Linked DNA regions of Homo sapiens: region 1 is linked to region 2. The links are chromatin loops, found by intact Hi-C in ENCODE. Cell type or tissue: GM12878. All regions are shown on one strand.

Region 1 (4,000 bases), 180 kb after region 2:
TTTCCTATTTTAAAAACTGGGTTGTTTATCTTATTGAGTTGTAAAAATTGTTTATATATATTGTTTATATAGATCAAAGGCCTTTTTCAGAAATGTTTTTCAAATGTTTCCTCTCAATGTTAAAGAGTATTAAAATTTGATGAAATAAAATATAATTTTATAGTTCATGTCTTTTTATATTTAAGAAATCTTTGCAAAAACCAAGGGAATGAAGATTTTCTCCTAAGTGTTCTAGAAATTTTAGCTATTAATTTAAGGTCCACGACCCGTTTCAAGTTAACATTTGTATAGGTTGTAAGGGGGTGGTTGTCATTTCTTAATCACATGGCTATCCAGTTGCTACAACACCATTTGTTAAAGAGATTATCCTTGCCCCATTGAATTGCCTCAGCACCTTTTTTGAAAACTAATAGACCATATATGTATGATATATCTCTTGATTCTTTATTTCATTTTATTGATCTCATTGTCTGCCTTAACACAAATACCATACTGTGTGAATGATTTTAACTTTATAATAAATCTTGAAATCAAGATTGCAAATCTTTAACTTTATCCTTTTTTTTAAATGAAAGTTGTTTTGGTGATCTTATGTCTTTTGCATTTCTACAAAAAAGCCAGTAAGATTGTGTTTGGGATGACATTTAATCTATAGATCAATTTTGGGGGAAATTATATCTAAACAATATTCAGTCTTCTGATCCAAGAATATGGTATATACCTCCATTTCTTTAGGTCTTTAATTTTTTTACAACAATGTTTTGAAGTTTTCAGTGTACAGGTCTTACACATATTATATTTGTCCTTTTGAGGTTGCTTTTAAGCTTGTTAGGATGAATCAGAGCAACCTTTAGTCTAGGGCTAATTTTCTCCACTACTGCAGTAATACTCTTCTGAATATTCCAGCTGATGCCCTATGAATTACAAGATTTTTCATTGTGTCTTACAGAAACATGAGTTATTTCTAGCCTTATATGAGTTTTGGAGATTGTTCTCTCAATTCTTTTAGTTTTTTTCTGTTTTTTCTATTCTATTCTTTTCTTTCTTTCTTTCTTTCTTTTTTTTTTTTTTTTTTTTTGAGACAGAGTCTCTGTCATCCAGGCTGGAGTGCAGTGGTGTGATCTCGGCTCGCTGCAGCCTCTGCCTCCTGGGTTCAAGTGATTCTCCTGCCTCAGCCACCCAAGTAGCTGGGATTACAGACACCTACCACCATGCCCGGCTAATTTTTGTATTTTTAGTAGAGATGGGGTTTCACCATGTTGGCTAGGCTGGTCTCAAACTCCTGACCTCAAGTGATCCGCCTGCCTCGACCTCCCAAAGTGCTGGGATTACAGGCATGAGCCACTGTGCCCAGCCTTTTATATGGTATTTTTGGTTTTGCTTTTGTTTTGGCCAACCTCAGGTATTATGTACTTCCAAACATGCACAAATCAATACTCAAATGAATACTCAAGAGGCACCTTTTGCAGATCTTTCTGTAGTTCTCTATTTTTTAGTACTTTTCCATATAAACTCTAGATGCCTTGGCCTTCCCTGCCTCTCAGTCCTGTCTCCTTAACTTAGAGAGATTACGGGCTATACCTGGGTGCTCTCTCCCTACACAAGCAGTAAGCTGGGACAATCAAAATGCTTACCACACAGTTTGTCCTCTCTCAGTTATCACTGTCCTGTGTTGCCTGATGTACAGTATCTGAGTATGTTTCATATATTTTGTACAGGTTTTTAGTTGTTCCAACTGGGGAGTTAAATCTGGTCTCTGGTACCCTAACTACCAGAGCCAGAAGGAATATTTAACTTTATAAATCGTTCTTTTATCCTTATCTTTTGCCATTTGTACATTTGTATTTTGAAAGCTACTTCTCACTGCCTAGTGTGGAAATTAAGGACTCTTTCATTTTAATTATTGCTTTTGAGGTAGAAGTTTTAGGTAAGACTCCAAGCTCAGTAGAGAATCGGAATATAATATTGAAACTGTTGTGGTTTATTACTGACACATTGAAGCTTTCTAAGAAGAGTAAGGCAGGCTCTCAGGCAGGTCTGAAAATAGTTTGTGAAAGCAGGGGAAAGGAGACTGGCTTGGTTTTTATTGTGATGGGGGCGGTGGGGGCTGGGGTAAAGTGACATCTCACTGGAGCAGGCTTATGTGGTCTGAACTTCCTGCTGGGGCCAAAGGAAGGAATACTCGAGCTTTCTTATTAGTGTGCTCACATGTGGGACAGGAGAAGGGCAAATGGTGACACTTGAAAGTCATCAGCAGACAAACATTAGAAATAGAGTCAGGCTCTTAATTATAACTCACTCCTGATGTTGACTGATGAAAGAAAATGGGCCATGCTTCATTAAACTGAATTTGATCTTATGTAAATCAGTCATTATGGCTTTCTATAAGGCCTGTAGCCTGAGGGCACTAATGGAGGTGAAAACTTCTTAAATACCTTTTAAAAAAAATAAGGAACCTAAAATTAAACGCCTTGGTCACTTCAAGTAATGTTTCAAACTCCAAAGGGGATAAAGAGTGTTATAATGAGGACTTATGTCATGGCTTTAGTATGTGCAGAGACATGTAAGACCTTTAAGGCAAGAGATTCCCAGGGTTCTTTACCCTAATGGAGGCATCTTTGAATAAGGAATCATTGATGGACTAGTTGGACAGACCATTGGTGTTGGCTTGAGAGCCTGAAAAAATGTGGCCAGGGCATTCAGTGCTTAGATGACTGCATGAAGTTTGGCCAGTTTTGCTCACTCTTGGACAATTTTGCCTGTCCTTGACTTGGGACATCCTGGTTGAAGCAGCAGCTCTACAGTGAGCATCCATCATGTATTGGTGGTGCTGCTATCCATGAAATATACAAACTCCTTTTGCTGTTCACTCAGTTGTTCTCAAGGGGACCCATAGGTAGCCAAACACTCCGTGAGAGGAGGAGTGACCTCCTCCAGAACTATGGAGTTTGACAAAGATCGAAGACAAAAGAAGCCACTGTATCCTGCAGGTGGGATATGCCAGAAGATGTAGTCTAAGCTGTATCAAGGTTTGGTTTTATCCTACAAGTGCTATTACTATTTTAGTAAGGAGGCCTTGGTGGCCACGATGAACCTGCAGATTGCTACTTTCATATTCCAAGGCATAATGGCCATCTGGATATGGAGGGTCATAGGCTCTGGGCCTAGATGAATCTGCAGGTTGCTACTTTCATATTCCAAGGCATAATGGCCATCTGGATATGGAGGGTCATAGGCTCTGGGCCTAGATGAATCTGCAGGTTGCTACTTTCATATTCCAAGGCATAATGGCCATCTGGATATGGAGGATCATAGGCTCTGGGCCTAGGATGACCTAGTATGTGGCAAGTGACTTCCCCTCCAGTGGTATTTAGCATGTAGCTGAGGAGAGCAATTTTTAATATCAAAAGCCCATGGGCAACTTTTGGCCATCATGTCATATGTGGTCCATAAACTCTAACAGGTATGAGAGGAGTTTGCAAAGGCCTCTGCAGTGAAGGAGTCTGTGGGGGAACACTAAGGGCAGTGCTATTGTACTTAAACAGAGAAAGGAGCCTTTTGTTGTGGAAGCCCCATTTAAGGTGGGTCAGTTTGTGAGAAATCGTGTAAATGGGCTTAAATTTTAAAATGAGGAATATATTACCTTCAAAATCCAAAAGACCTAAAAGGTGTTCAGCTTGTTTTAGTGTTGTAGGTACTGAGAGGGCCAATAATGTTTTTTTTGCCAGTGTCAAGGATGGAGTGGCCCTGACAGTGTCAAGGAGGGGGTAGTTTACCAAATAATTTTCAGGAATTAAACCAAGGTGCCATGAGCTTGTATAAGGTTATGTATGGGTCAATGATCCATCCCCTTTTTGTGAACCTCTTTGTGAGGATCTGTATTTCCTGAATGAGTGTGTCAAATGAATGCCCTTGGAGGAAGAGTTATCAGTATGCTGTAACTATGGGGAATTTAGACAAGGCAGTAGTTCTGGTGGTTAAGGTGAGGCATATGGGTTTG
Region 2 (4,000 bases):
ATGATATATAACCACCTCACGCTATACTGAATTATTATTTGAGGAGTAATTCTCAGCCTTGTCAGAAAGAAATATCACTGAACAGATAATATCACAAGCCCCTAAGAAGTGACAGCTATTGTGATTGCAGTAACTTAGAGGAGTCCAAATGATTTTTTGGGCATTATATAGGTAAAACATACAATATTTCTGGCAGGCATTTTTTATTTTATTTTTAAGTTCTGGGGTACACGTGCAGGGTATGAAGGTTTGTTACATAGGTAAATGTGTGCCATGGTGGTTTGCTGCACCTATCAACCAACCCATCACCTAGGTATTAAGCCCAGCATGGATTAGCTCTTTTTCCTTATGCTCTCCTTCCCCTTCCCCACCCTCCCCCAACTAGCCCCCGTGTGTGTTGTTCCCCTCCCTGTGTGCATGTGTTCTCATTGTTAAGCTCCCACTTGTAAGTGAGAACAAGCGGTGTTTGGTTTTCTGTTCTTGTGTTAGTTTGATGAGGATGATCATTTCCAGCTTCATCTGTGTCCCTGCAAAGGACATGATCTCATTCCTTTTTATGGCTGCATAGTATTCCATGGTGTATATGTGCCACATTTTCTTTATCCAGTCTACCATTGATGGGCATTTGGGTTGATTCCCCATCTTTGCTATTGTGAATAGTGCTGCAGGGAACATACGTGTGCATATATCTTTAAAATAGAGTGATTTGTATTCCTTTGGGTATATACTCAGTAATGAGATTGCTGGGTCAAATGGTATTTCCAGTTCTAAATCTTTGAGGAATTGCCACACTGTCTTTCACAATGGTTGAACTAATTTACGTTCCCACCAACAGTGTAAAAACGTTCCTAATCTTCCACAAGCTCGCATTTTTCGAGCATTTGTTGTTTCTTGACTTTTTAATAATTGCCATTCTGGCTTGTGTGAGATGGTATCTCATTGTGGTTTCGATTTGCATTTCTCTAATAATAAGGAATGTTGAGCTTTTTTTCACATGTTTCTTGGCCACATGTATGTCTTCTTTTGAAAATTGTCTGTTCATATCATTTGCCTATTTTTCAATGGGGTTGCTTGTTTTCTTCTTGTAAATTTGCTTAAGTTCCTTGTAGAATCTGGATATTAGACCTTTGTCTGACAGACATTGTAGCAAATAGAGTCAGCTATTTGTCCCACAATATACAATCCCTCTCCCTTTCCATGTATGTAGTCAGTCAAATTTTTAGCTGGGACACATGGCCACCTACCAAATGACATTTCTCAGCCTTCCTTGCAGGTAGGTGTGGCTATATGATCAAACATTTGCGAATGGATATGAACATAAGTAATGTATGCAACTTCTGGTCATTTTTTGTTTGTTTTTTTGTTTGTTTTGAGATGGAATCTTGCTCTGTCTCCTAGGCTAGAGTGCAATGGTGCCATCTCGGCTTGCTGCAGCCCCCACCCTCCAGGTTCAAGCGATTCTCCTGCCTCAGCCTCCTGAGTAGCTGGGATTACAGGTGCTTGCCACCATGCCTGGCTAATATTTGTAATTTTTAGTAGAGATGGGGTTTCACCATGTTGGCCAGGCTGTCTTGAACTCCTGACCCCAGGTGATCCACCCACCTCAGCTTCCCAAAGTGCTAGCATTATAGGCGTGAGCCACCACACCTGGCCCTGGTCATGTCTTTAAAAGGGAGAGATATGTCCTTCAATTTATCTTTTCTCTTTCCTGTTACCTGGGATGTGGATGTGGTGTTGAACATTTTTTGACATGGGCAACTACTTAGGACAGTAGAACAACAAGATGACAGAAGCCTGGGCCCCAATATCAAGGAGCTGCTCTTCCAGCCAAGTTTTGCTTAAACTTGGATTGTTACATGAAAATAAACTATTTTGCTTAAACCACTGTTATTTTGGGGTTTTATTATAGCAAGTGAACCTGTATCCTAAAAATGACAGGTTTTGGTAACCTAAAAATGGGCACTGACTGAGTGGCCAGGCAGTGGGTACAAGAACACAGTTAATATCATCTGGAAGGCTGTCCACATTTATTATACTGTGGAAAAATATTTGGAAAGCTGTCATCCACAATAACTTGGAAAGCAGACCAAATGCTCTTGGAAGCCATAGCTTTAAAAGAAAAGGTTAAAAAAAATTCAAGATGTTGGAATGTATTGGCTGCTTCTTTACTTCTTTCAGTAAAGTTTTCAAAACAGATATGGATTGAGTCCAGTTGCAAACAAAGATGAAAGAGAATACAACTTTCCTAAGAGAAGACTAATCATTGAGCAATTTAGGGCCCCCAGAAGGTTGAAAGAACCAATTGCTTCTGCAGTACAAATGAAAGTAATGACAAGCGGTGGCTATGAGGAATAGATGTGGCAGGAAGATAGTTTCAGTTCCTCTTTACTACCAGCTCTCTCCCCAGCAAGTCCAAATAAAAATAATAATGTTTTCAAACAGATTCTCATAAGTGTTCAATAAGGCATCTTTTACAATTTTTAATTTTTCCACTGGGACTAACAATTTAAAAGGAGTGTTCTTACTATTCAAATAGAGCCTTAAGTAAATTCAGCCAGTCCAAAGATCTTCAAAACAAAATATGCACATTCTTGGGTTACAAGAATTATTCCCAGGGGAGCACTTGGACACATATAACTTTAACTTTCATGTTTATTATTTCAAAAATTGAACTGCCTGAGAATTTCCCCATGGTCAAGAGCCATTGTACTTCTTTATTGTCTTCCCTTTCACAATTGCCCTTGTCCCACTAAACTTCGAAAGGTCTACTACCTCTCTCCCATCTCCAATCTTATAATACTGTAAATGTACAATACTTTATGATATTTGCAATGATTTATGGCTAATACATATAATAACCAGATGATTTTTAATGAAACACTTAGACCATTGAGATCATAGAGAAAAACCTATTTACATAATTTCAATTTATATACATAGTTTTATTGCAAAGAAATATGATGAAGGTGATCAATGTGAGGGTGTAAGCACAAAAATATATTAACGTACAATTCTGTGAGGGAGTGAAAAGGAAACATGAATTCAAGGAGCAAAAGGGACTATTAAAGAGCAACTTATTGACATTTAGAAAAATGAATGATGGTAGTGTTAAATCACCATATTATTTACATTCTTTAAGTAATATAATATTTTTAAAATATCAATATATACAATATGTTGGAATTGCCTCTTTTGCTACTAGTGGTTAGACTTATGAGAACATTTTTATATTTAGACTTTAAAACGTTTGAGGGACTTCATAGTATCTAAATGTTCTTTAATTGTATATTCCAAGCAAAAATGTTTTAAGAGCACATTTCTTTCTTTTTCTTTTTTCTTTCTTTTTTCTTTTTTTTGAGACGGAGTCTCACTCTGTTGCCCAAGCTGGAGTGCAGTGGTGCAATCTCGGCTCACTGCAACCTCCACCTCCTGGGTTCAAGCGATTATCCTGCCTCAGCCTCCCCAATAGCTGGAACTACAGGCACATGCCATCACACCCGGCTAATTTCTATTCCCCATTACACCTAAATTACTCCCCATAAGCCCCTTGTAGATGTGGAATTATGGCCCCTTGGTTTGCTCCTGAGCAAATAATCCTTTGTTTGGAATTGTGGATGACTCCTGGATGGTTGTATATTGTCTAGGGAGCCAAATGAGATCAGCAGAAGTTTTGTCTGCATGAAGTATAGAGGAGGTTAAGCTTCAGACTTGGGCATAATAGATGGGCCTTTCAGTTTAAGTATAAACAGTAACAGTAGGTTATTTGAGGTGAAGAAACATACATGGAAATGGCAACAATGTGCGCCTTTCTTCTTTTTATGAGGCTTTCCTTTTCAGAAAAGTTGAAAATATAACTTTCTCAGTCCTTCCATATTTGATACTGTCACTTGGAGATAATCTTGCTGAAACAGTGTTACTCTACATGTTTTTCTTGTATCCAAAGCAAATACTAGTTTCCAGATCTTTGTATTTTTCAAATAGGACTGTTAGAGTTCTCAAT

What was found. Hi-C counts contacts between places; a loop is a spot of excess contacts. Peaks named below come from ENCODE experiments on the same cell type or tissue, not always from the same donor. Only the 100,000 strongest peaks of a DNase experiment are listed, where the experiment ranks them.
Region 1: it touches region 2 in a loop (2.1-fold over the local background); 5 of 110 quality-filtered maps call a loop at or near these places.

Annotation. Positions count from the first base shown.
Region 1 is chr12:80,177,005-80,181,004 of GRCh38, forward strand. All of the region lies in intron 1 of OTOGL (otogelin like), which reads left to right. Among named protein-coding and RNA genes, the nearest start is that of OTOGL, 79 kb to the left of the region's middle. RefSeq lists a silencer at 2,055-2,114. In GM12878, no CTCF peak of the experiment used is centred here; a DNase peak (open chromatin) is centred at 2,037; H3K4me3 peaks cover 404 bases.
Region 2 is chr12:79,994,994-79,998,993 of GRCh38, forward strand. No RefSeq gene overlaps it. Among named protein-coding and RNA genes, the nearest start is that of PPP1R12A-AS1, 62 kb to the left of the region's middle. In GM12878, no CTCF peak of the experiment used is centred here; a DNase peak (open chromatin) is centred at 2,348.